Regions from separate parts of the Homo sapiens genome. Here region 1 is linked to region 2. A link is a loop called in an ENCODE intact Hi-C map of the cell type or tissue named here. Cell type or tissue: heart right ventricle. All regions are shown on one strand. Each heading gives the region's core, and the rest is flanking DNA. Links, peaks and the distances in the headings are about the cores only.

Region 1 (7,885 bases), core at 1,884-6,883, 660 kb before region 2:
TTCAAGCATCATATTCTACTTCAGAAAGAGCCAGATATAGCCATGGGAGTTGGGATAAGGAAAGAAACTCATATGACTTCTTTTTTTTTTTTCTCTCTCTCTCTCTCTCTCTTTTGAGATGGAGTTTCACTCTTGTCACCCAGGCTGGAGTGCAATGGCTCAATCTTGGCTCACTGCAACCTCTGCCTCCCGGGTTCAAACGGTTCTCCTGCCTCAACCTCCTGAGTAGCTGGGACTACAGGTGTGTGCCACCACACCCAGCTAATTTTTTGTATTTTTAGTAGACATGGAGTTTCACCATGTTGGCCAGGCTGGGCTCGAACTCCTGACCTCAGGTGATCCACCCACCTTGGCCTCCCAAAGTGCTGGGATTACAGGCGTGAGCCACCATGCCGACCTGAAATCCATATGACTTCTTTCAAAAAGCTTTCTGCTAAATAAATCTGGTCTGAATGGAGGGAGACAAGTAGGCATGGTTGATCTCTGTGAGAAGTGAAGAGAGGAAAGACATTGCAGGGGTAACAAGTAGATACCAAATTAGAGCTCTTCAAGCTCAAGGCTGTTAGTTTGCTCTTGTGAGTGTCCTTTAGTTTTTTTTTAATTAAAAAGATTTTTTTAAATCACAGACAAGGACTCATTCTGTCACACAGACTGGAGTGCAATGGCACCATCACAGTTCACTGCATCCTTAATCTCCAGGGCTCAAGTGATCCTCCTAATTCAGCTTCTGGAGTAGCTGGGACTACAAGTGTGAGCCACCATGCCCTGCTAACCTTCGTTTTGTTTTTTTAAGAGACAGGGTCTTACCATGCTGCCCAGGCTAGTCTCAAACTCCTGGCCTCAAGCAATCCCCCTGGGTGGCCTCCCTAGTGCTGGGATTACAAACGTGGGACACTGCACCTATCTGTGAATGTCTTTTAAAATCAGATCCACAAGAAAATAATTTTCCAGCCAAATTTTGGCAGAATACAAACCTCGGGGAAAAATGCAACTTGATGACCACTGGGTTCAACGCCAGCAACAGGAAAATCACACTGCATCAAACTATGGGTCTGACTATAGTCTGCCCTGTGAGACCAAGGTCTTTGCAACATTAAGTATCCCGGATTTAGACAAATGCTGCTATCCATTATGGTAGAGTATTACTTTAATCATAAGAATGTACTTAGTTTTTATTGATTTCAGAACCTTATGGTTCCTCCAAAGGTGGACCTTATAAAATAAAGTAAAAGATAAAAAGTTTGGAGGATGCACATTTATGACATTATGCAGTTTTACCTTAAGCCATTGTTTGGTTGGCCAGTAAATTTCACACTGAGATTAGTTTAGTTAGTCTTAGAGAAAATATAATGTGCAGTATGATACAAGATGGGTAGTGTGTGTGTGTCTGTGTGTGTGTGTGTGTGTGCATGTGTGTTTGCTTCTTAGGCTCTATTATCACAAAATGTATCCCAGCCCTTTCATAAGTATTAAATGCATAAACTAAATCTATAACTATTATCCTTTCTTTTTTAAAAGTAACTACATCGGCTGGGCGCAATGGCTCATGCCTGTAATCCCAGCACTTCGGGAGGCTGAGGCGGGCGGATCACAAGGTCAGGAGATCAAAACCATCCTGGCTAACACGGTGAAACCCATCTCTACTAAAAACACAAAAAAAATTAGCCAAGCGTGGTGGCGGGCACCTGTAGTCCCAGCTACTCGGGAGGCTGAGGCAGGAGAATGGCATGAACCCGGGAGGCGGAGCTTGCAGTGAGCCCAGATCGCACCACTGCACTTGAGCCTGGGTGACAGTGCGAGACTCCGTCTCAAAAAAAAAAAAACAAACAACAACAACAAAAAACTACATCAAACATAACTCATCATATTGTGTATAATTTCAAATGCTTACTAAAAGCTACATGAATTTATCACCAAAAAGATAATATATACAAATTTCAGGTTAATAATCATTTCATCCAACATTCTTTAATATCAACAGAGACAATTCCAGGATATTGTTGAATGATACTGTCCTTCATTTACATGGCCTATTAAGGAACGTAAAGGAGAAAAAATATTTGACAACATGCTATTAATCAAATCTTGTTCCCTAAAAGTATATGCAGGTCTAAATCCTTGATGTAAAAAATACTTATCTATGCATCTTGTTAAATTCAAGTCAGTGGTCCACCATTTCTTTGCTTAGCCAAAGAAGAGACTCTTTTCCTCCTGGTTATGTATATCTGTGTCCTGAGTTTTAAGTGCCACATTTTTCACGTCAGTTTCACATCCTGCCTTTAGGCTCTCAGACTTGTACTTCACGGATGCTGTAACTCTTGTTTACTGATTTTACTTCACGGATGCTGTAACTCTTGTTTACTGATTTTATGCCTTACTCCTAGAATTTGTGATCTTGTAAGACTTGCCAGCTAAGATCCAATCAGCTTTCAGCTCACTTTCTGTCAGGAACCAAAAACCATTCAGAAATATGTTATCTTGGCCAGGCGAGGTGGCTCATGCCTATAATCCCAGCACTTTGGGAGGCTGAGGCAGGTGGATGACTTGAGGTCAGGAGTTCAAGACCAGCCTGACCAACATGGTGAAACCCCATCTCTACTAAAAATACAAAATTAGCTGGGCGTGGTGGCACACACCTATAATCCCAGCTACTTGGGAGGCTGAGGCAGGAGAATTGCTTGAACCTAGGAGGCGGAGGTTGCAGTGAGCCGGATCGCGCCATTGCACTCCAGCCTGGGCAACAAGAGCGAAACTCCATCTCAAAAAAAAAAAGAAAAGAAATATGCTATCTTAAAAGAAGGGTGATTTTTTCTCCTCTTGAATGCAGTTTTCTAAACATGATGATGGTAAACAGTAGAAAATTAAGTGACAGCGACTACAAAGCTCCATTACTTAACTATTACCAAGTATCTGCATAGATAAAAAGATTCAATAAGTGAAACATTTGCTTTCCATCTTGTTTACAAGATATAAATCACATTTCCCTGAAAATTAGCTTCCAGTACTGAAAAATTGTTAATATTGAAGTGAATGCATTAGAATTTCAGTGATCCAAGTGAACTAATACAAATATCTTCAGTGAATGCCATTTTCATAATGAAGTAAATTCTGAATAAAAATATCCTGCTTAAATTTAGATGCCAGTTTTAACCCTGTTCAGGCATTCAGAAATATGTTTTATTAATTACTACTATAATTACATTTTCAAAAATATTTCTCCTGTCTTTTATCCAAGTTCCCAGAACTTGGGCCTTGCCTTTCTTACCCTTAACTACATGCATTTCTCTAACTGACTTCAGGACTTTCATAAACAGACAGTATAAGAAGAGTTCAAGCAAAATTTTGTGGAACTAGCATTTCAATACACTCTGTCCAGTCTTGATGAATTAATCAAACTATGGTAAAGTTAAAGCAATCAGTCTTGCAGCCGTGATGGGAGTAAACAAATAGAAATACCCCCAACTGCTGATTAATTATTGCTTCTTTCGTTTATTGCTCCTGAATCTCCTGCTTATGAAAAAGGTTGACAAATTAAAGATTTGCTGCTGTATTTAGTGTGATGGGGAAGCCTGAGAAGGAACGTAAGCTGGATTGTCAAATTACCTGAATTATACTAATTATTTCCAAGTGATAAAGTCCCTTCCCCTCTGCAAAACTTTAAATTCATCTCTCAAATGAAGAGTTTCGTTCAGCTCCAAAATCCTCATGAAGGGGAACCTCATCTGCCCAAATCTAGTCCATTTTGCAGGTATACACTCCTTATTTTGACCTCTAGAGGGCGATCCTTCCTAATCTTAGCAGGATCTGATTCTACAGGAATGAGTTGAGACTAACCAAATCCCAAACTAGAAAGTAATCTCTTTGGAAAACCACCAGGAGGGAAAATTATCACTACTGCTTCCAAGTTCCCTGTGACATACCAATCACCTGGTCTCCGTTTTCCATACTATGCCTTTTTCTTTTTCATTCCTTCATCCATAAAACGAAAGTGTCAAGAAAAACTAGGTCTCTCAAAGCCCCTTCCAAGTGTGTAAATTGTATCATCGTCTTCCTTGGGTGACTTTGTTTCTTGGTACCAAAATAGCAAATGCTGTTTGCTGTATATCAAAATATTAACTCAATAGGTATCCGGTCTCTAGCTTACTCTTCCTGAGTTTTGTTTTGCTTAATTTTGCTTTTAAGAACAGAGGTAATATAGAAGCGTTTTACTACATGCAATCAAAAAAAAAAAAAGATCATTAGTGATGTCTCAGGGCAGGTGAGCCCCAAAGCTGGGGCTCAGCCTGGGAAGGTTTTTTGGTTTTGCTCAGGAAAGAATTCAAGAGTGAGCTGGTGATAGAAGAAAATGGCTTTATTGAGGCAGCAGTGCTAACAACTCAGTGACCGCTTCTGCAGAGCAGGGCTACCCGCTAGGCAGTTACGTTCAGAGGAGCAGCTCAGAGGCAGCTCTGCGTATATATTTATACCCAATTTTAATTATATGCAAATTAAGGGGCATATTATTCATAAATTTCTAGAAAAGAAGTGATAACTTCCAGGTCATTGCCATGGAAAGGGGTGGTAACTTCCACGTGTTGTCATGGCAGTGGTAAACTGTCATGGCATTGGTGGGCATGTCTTATGGAGAGAGGCTTATGTTGATTCTTCCATGTTTAACTAGTCTTTAATCTGGTCCAGAGTCAAGTCCTGCCTCTTATATGTGAGACATGTGCCACATAACAAATTATAAAGGTGACCATATCTACATAATTATAGACTCATACATTACATAATAAATAATTTACAAATAAAAATTTCCTTTGTAAATTTTTTTTTTGACACAGGGTCTCACTCTGTCACCCAGGTCTCACACTATCATCACAGCTCACTGCAGCCTCCAGTTCCTGGGCTCAAGGGATCCTCCCACATCAGCCTCCCAAGTAGCTGAGACCACAGATGCACGCCACCACACCCAGCTAATTTTTAAATTTTGGGTAGAGACGGGGTTTTGCCATGTTGCACAGGCTGATCTTAAACTCCTTGAGCTCAAGAAATCCACCTGCCTTGGCCTCCCAAAGTGCTGGGATTTTACAGGCTTGAACCATCACACCCAGCCTCCTTTATAAATTAAATTAAATTCATTATGAATTAAAGTTTCCAAAGTGCCAAACCATTTTCCAAGGGTCACCTTATTTTAAATTGGCAGAAACAGAATTTAATCTCACAGTTTCAAAATGTTTATCTGAGATTTGCTTGCTAATCCATCCCCATCCTATAATTCCACCATGAAGCTCCCTGCAAAACAAGAACTATCATCTACTAAGCCCTTTCTTTGTACCAGGCACTGTGTTAGGCACTTGACCTGAATTATATCACTTAATCCTTACAATTCAAAGATGTGTTATTATCCACTTTACAAATGAGGAACCTGAGGCTCAGGGACATTAAGTGACTTGCTCAACATCACTCAGTTAGTAGATTTAACTAGAGATCAAGTCACTTCCATCTAACACAAAGTGAATCCATTTTCTTGTCCACTGCTATCTTGCCGCTCTGCAAAGACTGCCCCCAAAGCGTCTCCAAATCTGTAAACTTTTAAGTATAGTAAGTTCTTACTTAACCTCGTCAATAGATTCTTGGAAACTACAACTTTAAGCGAAATGATGAACTGCAGGTCTTCAAATAACATCATTTTGTTATAACATTAATGAGAACAAAATGGTTTTGTTATACCTCATTTTGCTTAAAGTTGCAGTTTTCAAGAACCTATTGACGACACCAAGTGCGGACTTTCTATAGTCCGTTCTCATCCACTACAGTCCTCCACTCTACCAACTGAGCTATCAAAGGCATCACTTGTACTCCTTCCTTCACTTGTACACCTTTCTTTCAAAGGCAGTGAGGATAATTCAAAGGAATCTCAGGAAAAACAAGAAATCAATTTTCTCAATTACTCCCCCCCTGACAATACTGACTCGTGGTTTAGAAAAATTCTAGATCCTGATTTCAGACTGCACAATACATCACAAATTCTAGGGCTAAATTGCCTAGCTTGAAGTTTGACTCCTCCCTTACTAGCTAAATTACTTTCAATTATTTACATCCTCTGGGCCTCAGTTTCCTCATTCGGAAATTGGTTAATAAAATACATTTCACAGATGAGGCTTAAATAGCTATCTGTAAAGTACTTACAACAACATCTGGTAAGTGCTCAGTAAATACCAACCCTTCCTATTTTTGTCTGAAACAAAAGAGAGAAAGAGGTTTAATAATGGGAACTATGAAAGAGGATCACCAACTTGGGAAAAAAAACGTAAGGATGTCTACTTCAATTAAGTGTAACAATTAAGACTTTTTAAAGACCCTGTGTAGGCCGGGTGTAGTGGTTCACACCTGTAATTCCAGCACTTTCGGAGGCCGAGGCGGGCAGATCACTTGAGGCCAGGAGTTCAAGACCAGCCTGGCCAACATGACGAAACCCCACCTCTACTAAAAAAAAGAAACAAACAAAACAGAAATTAGCAGGGTGTGGTGGTGCACACCTGTAATCCCAGTTACTGGGGAGGCTGAGGCATGAGAATTGTTTGAACCTGGGAGGTGGAGTTTGCAGTGAGCTGAAATCACGCCACTGCACTCCAGCCTGGGTGACAGAGCAAGATACTGTGTTAAAAAAAAAAAAGAAAAAAAAAAAGACTGGACGCGGTGGCTCACGCCTGTAATCCCAGCACTTTGGGAGGCCGAGGCGGATGGATCACGGGGTCAGGAGATCGAGACCATCCTGGCTAGCGTGGCGAAACCCTGTCTCTACTAAAAAAAAAATACAACAAAAATTAACTGGGCGTGGTGGCGAGTGCCAGTAGTCCCAGCTACTGGGAAGGCTGAGGCAGGAGAATGGCTTGAACCCAGGAGGCAGAGCTTGCAGTGAGCCAAGATTGCGCCACTACATTCCAGCTGGGCAACAGAGCAAGACTCCATCTCAAAAAAAAAAAAAAAAACCGTGTAAATATTTCAGTTTGGATTTGGTTTCTGTTGGGTTCTTTTGGGTAATATGACTTCCCTGGCTACATAATGAGACTTTATAGGAAAGCGGGAATACCTACCTTAATAGTTTGTGTACAGATTTCATTTAAAAGCCAGGCCCCACACTCCTGCCCCTTTTCAGTAAAATCGAAATGCCTGAGTGCGGTGACTCATTTCTGTAATCCCAGCACTTTGGGGGCTGAGGTGGGAAGATCATTTGAGCCCAGGGATTCGAGACCAGCCTGAGCAACACAGGGGAACCCCGTATCCACAAAAGAAAAAATATTTTAATTAGCTGGGGGTGGTGGCATGTGTCTGTGGTCCCAGCTACTTGGGAGGCTGAGGTGGGAGGATAGCTTGAGCCCAGGATGCGGAGGCTGCAGTGACAGCACCACTATAGCACCAATGTACTCCGGCCTGGGTGACAGAGCATGACAGTCTCAAAAAAAAAAAAATGCAAAACCTAAAACCCTCAATCTTGCTTCTTTTCTATTAGATGCTTCATGAAATTCAGCATTTTATCTCAATACGAAATTCAGCATTTTATCTCAATATCCCAAACTTTTCAGCTATTTTATGTTATCCTCTGTCCTTAACAGCTCAGACTATACTTCAGGGTAGAACTCCCCTTTAGGAAATAATGGCCCGCATCTTCAATTGAGAGGTATCTCAACTGAGTAAACATTGTACTTGACAGATAACTTAGCCACAGTACACTCTACTGCATGAAAGCCTCAGCTTCTGTTTACCTGTCTTTGAACTTGTTTTATATTTAAAGCATCTGTTAGTAAAGCAAGATGTCAAAGGAGATCAACTCTACCACACACTGGGAGCAATGAGTGGAGAAGACACAATTGGTGGGTCCACTTGGAAGGATCAAGGACCC
Region 2 (7,885 bases), core at 1,852-6,851:
ATTGCTGTATCTTCTGATTTCTCTTTTAGGAGTTGGTAAAATATTAAAGAAGATCAACAAGGCCATCGTCTCCAAGAAGAATAAAGACATTGTGACAGTGGCTAACGCCGTGTTTGTTAAGAATGCCTCTGAAATTGAAGTGCCTTTTGTTACAAGGAACAAAGATGTGTTCCAGTGTGAGGTCCGGAATGTGAACTTTGAGGATCCAGCCTCTGCCTGTGATTCCATCAATGCATGGGTTAAAAATGAAACCAGGGGTGAGTGGCCGCAGTATGTCATTTGATTGCATAGTTTGTGAATGAAGCATGAGTTAGACTCCAGGGTTCAAAGTGGTGTCTGCAAGTCCAATTCAATGGCCTGTGGGTTGAGAAACTCCTGGACCAAGGAAGCTCTATTCAGTCTCCCTCCTTCCCCTTCAATCTGCCATTGCTCACTGTGCTCCTGGGAGGTGTTTCTCCTGTAGTTTGGGCAACAGAACAGAATCCAGCCCCTCCACTGTCTCCTCTCCTTGCCATATCTGGTCTCCAGCATCCTTGCCCACAGGCTCTTGTTGATTTTGAAGGTTTTCTTGCTCATTCCTTCCTGCTTTTGCATCTGCCTCTCCCTTTACCTGGAATGTCCTCCTCATCCTTCCAGGTTGATTGATCTCTTTGCCTTCCATGCCTCTTGCTTCTGCCATTGCCAAAGACATAGGTACCCTGTTGTCCGTTATGATTGGCACATGATTACAACTTTTACACCCCCCCGATTACAGCCCTTTCCACATCTCAAAATGATTACTCATTTGTAAGTGTCTCTTCTCCCATTAAATAAAGGAGAGTCTAACGTTGGTGTTTTAAAACTTAATTTGTAGGCCAGGTGCAGTGGCTCACACCTGTAATCCCAGCACTTTGGGAGGCCAAGGTGGGTGGATCACCTGAGGTCAGGAGTTCGAGACCAGCCTGGCCAACATGGTTTATCCCATCTCTACTAAAAATACAAAAATTAGCCAGACATGCTGGCGGGCACCTGTAATCCCAGCTACTTGGGAGGCTGAGGCAGGAGAATCGCTTGAACCTGGGAGGGGGAGATTGCAATGAGCCGAGATTGCAACCCTGCACTCCAGCCTGGGCAACAGAATGAGACTGTGTCTAAAACAACAACAACAAAAAGAAACAAAAAAACAAAAAAACCTTAATTTGTAACGTGGAGGTCCAGTTGGAAACATGCAGGAGGAGCTGTAGGTCTGGAACAACAGGAGAATGTGAAGGATGGGAGTACAGATTTGGGACCTTTTTTTTATTTTTAATTTTTTGGAGACAGGGTCTCACTCTGTCTCTTAGGCTAGAGCGCAGTGGTGCAATCATAGCTCACTGCAGCCTCAACCTCCTGGGCTCAAGTAATCCTCCCACCTCAGCCTTTCCGGTAGCTGGAACTACAGGTGTGCGCCACCATGCCTGGCTAATTTTTTTATTTTTTGAAGAGGTGGGGTCTCACTGTGTTGCCCATGCTGGTCTCGAACTCTTGGGTTCAAGCAGTCCTCTCGCCTCAGCCTCCCAGAGTGCTGGGATTATAGGCATGAGCCCCTGTGCCTGGCTATAGAGCCTTTTTTCATAGAAGGGAGAGAGTCAATAGGAAGAAGAAGCCCAAAGACAAAACCTAGGGAAACTGTCGCCTTTCAGGCTATGTTTCTTAAAAGTGTGGTTACTGGTGTCCCTGCATCAGAATTATCTGGGCTATGTGTTGAGAAGGCAGATCCCTGGAGCCCAGCCCACTGCATTGGAATCGCCGAGGGAGTGGCTGGCAACTCCCAGTCTGCCTCTGCCTCCCATCACCATTCTTACACACCCAGATGTTGGAGACCCATTAGCAGAACTAGTGAAGAGGTGGACAAAGAAGGCTCCAGGGAGGGTGGAGGAGACCCCAGGTGACTTGGGTAAATTCGTGGCGTCCCTTCTCAGTGGGGCCTGGACCATGCAGTCTGGGCGCCCTTCCTAAAACCATAAACCATCGGGAGGTCAGCACACATGAGGGTGTTCAGTGGAGTCTCCAGGTGTCTGGCATCTGTAGGCTTGTGAAGAGTGGTCAGAAGCAGACGCCCTCAGGACTGGTTCTTGGTCCTGACTCTGTGGCTGGAGGCTGTGTGACTGTGACATGTCATTTTGTCCTCTTAGCCGCTGCCTTGATCTGTAGAATGGCAATATTAAACCACATTAGTTAGACCATGTGACAGTCTTCAGAGCACCTGGAGAAAACCCCCACGTGTGCTGGGAAGAAGCATGGAGACTCCTGCAGCACTTTGCAGCCCTGTCAGCCCCAGCTCCTCCGTTTGTAACAAATATTTTTAATACTCTCTTTACTATTCTGAAATGAAATTCATACATCATATTACTCTATGCACACACACAAATTTTTAAAAATTTGAGACAGTGCCAAACTGTAATACAAAGGAAAACAAAAGAAATGTATATATGTAGTTCAATAGGTAAACCCTTGGGTACAACTACACTCAAATACGTAATAAAGTAGTCAGAGTCTCAGAATAATTGTGAATTGACAGCTACAAAAGCAGACAGAGACAGGCATGTTGTCCTGGTGACTCATAAACATGAGCTGTGTTAACTATTGCTGATGCAATTTTTTCTGAAACGGTGCAAGACTTTTGATAAATTTCTGAACAAAACAAAGCACAGGCTCTGCTTGATTTGCGTGGGACTCACATTCCTGGCAAATTCAGCATACATGAAAAGGATGCAAAAACAAAAACAAAAACAAAAACAAAAAACCCAAAACACCCTGTGTTTACACACGAAAAAGAACGAGGTTCTGGGCTCAGATAATTATAAGTAGGTGTCCTACCAATGCAGAGATCCGGTGGGGTATTGAAAAGCCACGGGAGAAGCAGCACAATTCTTCATTGGGTGGGACTGTTTTGAACATTGCAGGACAGATAGCATTTCTGGCCACTGCCCACTCAATTAAAAACATCCCTGCCAAATTCCAAACTGCCTTTACCTGGGGGTGAACTGCCCCCACTGAAAGGTACATGACCACATGGTAGAGCTCAGAAGTGACTTGGAGCTCAACTGTTTGTGTCTGGAAGGTTGCTGGGTCTGTCTCACGGAAATGATAGTTCCTTCCCTACAGAGAGTGGGAGAGCCCAACGCGCAGGCCTTTTGCAGGAGGAGACCCATCAGGGATGGGTCTGGCCTGTTGACCTCTGCAGACTCACTCATCCTTGTACTCTATGTTCCAGCCACACAGGCCTCTTCCTAGTCCCCTTACCCACCATCCTGTCTCCTGTTGGAGAACCGCACACATACACTCCTGCTGCCTTCTCTCCCTCTTCCCTGGTTAAGGCCAACTCATTTCTGTACCATACCATGAGTGGCAGGCATGAACATTAAAAGCACACATTCTGAGTTTGAATCTCGGTTCTGCCACATACTACCTGTATAACCTTGGGCAAGTTATTTAAGCTTGCTTTGCATCAGCATTCTCGTCTGTAAAATGGAGAGATGTAATAGTGATACCTATTCAAATAATTCTAACAACAATTAAGGCTGGTGTGAGGATGTGAATAATACATAGAAAGCATTTAGCAAAGGACTCTGCACTTAGTAAATGTTCAACCAGTGTGAGCTATTTTTATAGCCATTTCTGAGGTACTGTCCATCTCAGACCTCACCAACTAGGTCAGGTCACCTTCTTAGCCCTCCATAGCCTTGAGTAATTCCACTTCCAGATATTTATTTAAATTGCAGCTGTATACTTTTCCAAGTTATTTTATGTCAGCCTGCACCTCTCTCTCATTCGTAGTTTTTGAGACCAGATTTCCTTCTTGGTTTCTTATTTAAGAGAGTACCAGGCACATGGTAGGCAGGTAGGTATCCAAGGATGGATGGATGGATGGACGGACGGATGATAGATGCATGTCTGTGGCAGTTACTGATGGCAGGTTTCCATGTGCCTCTTTGCCTCTAAACTATGCATTTTCTTTTTATTTCTTCATGTCCCCTTATTATATCTTAGTCCTCCCAGGGGCAGTTGGAGGCATTATTTGTCTCTGTAAAAAGGGGCTAAGGACATTTCTACAGACAGTTATTGAGCACTGCCTGTATGCTCCATGTAGTGCTAGGAGTAAGCAAAAAGTGAATGGCAGAGTCTCATGCAGGTCTCAGTGTAGCTGAGGGAGACAGACACATTAAAATTGGCTAGAATAAAATACTGCAGGTGTCATGGTGGGGCCAGGCATTGGGCTTTACAGAAATCGGGAGCAGAGACATCTCTTAGGAGGTGGCGAGGATGATCAGAGAAGATTTAGAAGTCCAGGGGACCATTGAGCTATGTCTTAAAGGCAAGTAGGAATTGAACTGGGTAATGTTCCCAGCAGAGGCAAGAAACAACATTCACTATTAGGAAGTCAATTATGAGCTTGCTAGTGGGATGGCATAAAGTTCTAACTTCGCTCCCACAGGACAGTCTGTTTGCAGCCAGCTTTGTGTTGAGTTGAATGATGTCTGTTTATGGCTTAGATATTTTCCTTCTTTGTCCTGACTTAAGGTGGCGTTAGTGCCCCCTTGTGGAAGTAGTGAGTGGTGATGGAACTGTCTTAGCAGCACGCTGTGGGAAACTTCAGTGTTTATTTATCATGATTTATGTAAACACTTGTTTACTGTACATCAGAATCCTCTTGAGTTTCATTTAAAAGGACTTAATACTCTCACCCCTGAATTAGATATTCTTGCTTCTTCAAAAGCTGTTGGTTTTACTCTCACCATTTAAAGTAGTATAACTTGTATTTATATTATGTATTTATACACATACACACATACACACACACACACACACACACACACACATATATTTGAGCTAATAATGCAGTGAACTAAGTTTTAATAGCTTTGGGCATTACTGATCCCTATTTAAAAACACACATACATACAGACACACACACAACTGAACCTTCAAAGACCTCAGAATAATTGTGAAGCTAACTGTATAATAACTGTATAATAAAAGGAAGCTAACTGGAAGACCAAACCTTCAGCCACAGGTAGCATTTTGGAAGGCTCTTTCAGCCACGGGTAGCATTTTGGAAGCATCCTGAAATGAGAAGAATTGTGTTCACTCCTTCACTCCTGATACAAGTAAGACGGACCATTCCCAACGTCTTGTAAAGAGCATTTTCCTTCAAAATTAGGAGTTCTAGGACAGACCTTAATTTTTTCTGTCTTTTTAAAGATTTATTTTATCTTATTTTTTTTAGAGACAGGGTCTCATTCTGTCACCCAGGCTGGAGTGCAGTGGTGCAGTCATAGCTCAACACAGCCTCGAACTCCTGGGCTCGGGCGACCCTCCCACCTCAGCCTCCCAAGTAGCTGGGATTACAGGTGCATGCCACCATACCCAGCTGGCTAATATGTTTTTAATTTTTATTTTTTCTAGAGATGGGGTCTAGCTATGTTTCCCAGGCTGGTCTCAAACTTCTAGCCTCAAGTGATCCTTCCTCCTCGGCCTCCCAAAGTGCTGGGATTACAGACATAAGCCACTGTGCCTGGGCTTTATTTTATTTTTCATTGACCCATAATAATTGTACATATATGGGGTACAGTGGTAATGCTTTGATACATGTATACAATGTGTAATGATCAAATTAGAGTAATTAACATTTCAGTTACCTCAAACGTTTCTCATTTCTTTATGGTGGGAACATTCAAAATCCTCTCTTCTGTTGTCTCTAATATTAGCACCTTGCTTGATGCCTGACCCATAAACAAAGACACTGATTTTTTGTTTCCTTTCTTCTTTAAGCAGTTAGGAGGCCTTGTGATACCCAGAGATTCCAAAATAATGTTTGATGTTTCTAAAATCTTAAGAGAAATGAAGCATTCACCCTTAATAACATACAGGCTGAAGTGTTTATTTTTGACTGGGATTGAATTAAACCAAGTGGAGCAAAACAAAACAAAATTGTTTATCTTGTACTGACCAGAAACCCTTACTATCAGTCATTTATTGGCAAAAAAAAGAAAAGAAGAAGAAGAAATAATTCATTATCAAATGTAGCTTATTTGGATGAGTAAGATTTTTTTAAAGCCTGGACTTGCAGGGAATTGATAATAAAAGAATTTCTTGATGAAAAGTTTTGTAACCCCTAGCTAGGGGTTTCTAAAGTCTTTTCTGTTTCTCTTTTAACTTCTTTTTAACTTTAATATTTAGTGGGGGAGGGGAACCTAGAAAGTACAAAAGGGTAGTTTAAGAAGATTCTCTTTAACACTCCTTAAAAATCCTTTGATTTTTCAGTCTACCTGATGACAGCTGCCATTTGCCCTCAAGCCGGCCACCAGTCCTGAGGTTATTTTTCCCTTGTTTGTTCTTTGGCTTCACAGATATGATTGACAATCTGCTGTCCCCAGATCTTATTGATGGTGTGCTCACCAGACTGGTCCTCGTCAACGCAGTGTATTTCAAGGGTCTGTGGAAATCACGGTTCCAACCCGAGAACACAAAGAAACGCACTTTCGTGGCAGCCGACGGGAAATCCTATCAAGTGCCAATGCTGGCCCAGCTCTCCGTGTTCCGGTGTGGTGAGTTCATGCTCAGCGAAGCCTGTTCTAGGATGTGCTGGCGGCAGAAAGGCCCTTGAGTGCTTTAACTTAATTCCAGAGCAAATCTAACTTTTCATCTTTTAAAAAACTGGGGAACAGAGCAGGGTGCTGAGAGGCAGGATTTTTATAAAGCTCATGTAAATCTGTGTTATGTACAAAAGTTACCATGCATAGCATAATATGCATAATATATGCATAAGTTATGTACAAAAAGTATTAATGCATGGCGTGTGTAGTAGGCTTTTTGGTTGAAAACTTAAAGATGAAAGGACAATTCATGAAATGAGTATAAGTGAGCATTAAACACAGCAACTCATTAGCAGTCTTACATTACCAAATTAAAAATTGGATTTCTTTTTTTACTTAGCAGATCAGCAAAAATTAAAAACATTGGTAAAATCCTTCGGTGGCTTTGGTGGGGAGGAAGCAGGACCCTTGGGCACTGTTCGTGGCAGGGATCTGTGGTCCGAGGACTTCCTCGGGGTCCTGGCTCCAGCAGTCCCGCTCCAGGGAATTTATACTGTGAACATAAGCACACAATGACAAATAAATAGAAGCCAAATACAAATATACAGTGGAACGTATGTGATCATGAGACTTAGATTTATATAAATGGAAAGATTATGCAATATATGATTGATTTCAGAAAACGAGATATAAAACAGCAGATATCAATCTCGCTTATGTAAAATTCTTTTCTTTATATTCACACGTCAATAGAGATAGGTCTCAGAGGATCTTCAGTAAAAAATATTAATGGTAGGATTTCAGAAAAATTATTTCTGAATTTGAAAAAACTTTTTCGAGATAGAGTCTCACTGTGTTACCCAGGCTAGACTACAGTGGCACAAACATGGCTCACCGCAGCCTCGACCTCTTGGACTCAAGCTATCCTCCCACCTCAGCCTCTCATGTAGCTGGGATCACAGGCATGCACCACCACGGCCAGCTAATTTTTTTACTTTTTGTACAAATGGGGTTTTGCCACGTTGCCCAGGCTAGTCTTGAACTCCTGGGCCTAAGTGATCCACCTGCCTTGGCCTCTCAAACTGCTGGGATTACAGGCATGAGCCACCGCACCAGGCTCAAATGAACTTCTAAAATCACTTTGCCTGGGATATGAGCCGGTGGCCGTGTTAGTGTTTCAATGAAGTGATTTTATTTTAGGTCAATCTTTTGTACACACTTTATAGTCCATAAAAAAATAAAATAAAAAGTGAGGGGGCCCTCATTTACTGTATGTTTCTCTTGCTGAAAAAAAAAACAAGTTAATAGTTCAAGATTAAAATGCAAGG

The links. Hi-C counts contacts between places; a loop is a spot of excess contacts. Peaks named below come from ENCODE experiments on the same cell type or tissue, not always from the same donor. Only the 100,000 strongest peaks of a DNase experiment are listed, where the experiment ranks them.
Region 1: it touches region 2 in a loop (4-fold over the local background); 17 of 110 quality-filtered maps call a loop at or near these places.

What each region holds. Positions count from the first base shown.
Region 1 is chr2:224,646,907-224,654,791 of GRCh38, reverse strand. The region is part of intron 2 of LOC105373909 (a long non-coding RNA gene); the gene reads right to left. Among named protein-coding and RNA genes, the nearest start is that of CUL3, 65 kb to the right of the region's middle. In heart right ventricle, for the core only: CTCF peaks have their summits at 3,563 and 3,762 (motif pointing right); no DNase peak of the experiment used is centred there.
Region 2 is chr2:223,990,487-223,998,371 of GRCh38, reverse strand. SERPINE2 (serpin family E member 2) reads left to right here. Exons shown (of 9, transcript NM_001136528.2): 3 at 30-257; 4 at 6,372-6,569. Among named protein-coding and RNA genes, the nearest start is that of MRPL44, 37 kb to the right of the region's middle. In heart right ventricle, for the core only: a CTCF peak has its summit at 4,563 (motif pointing left); a DNase peak (open chromatin) is centred at 4,531; H3K27ac peaks cover 311 bases.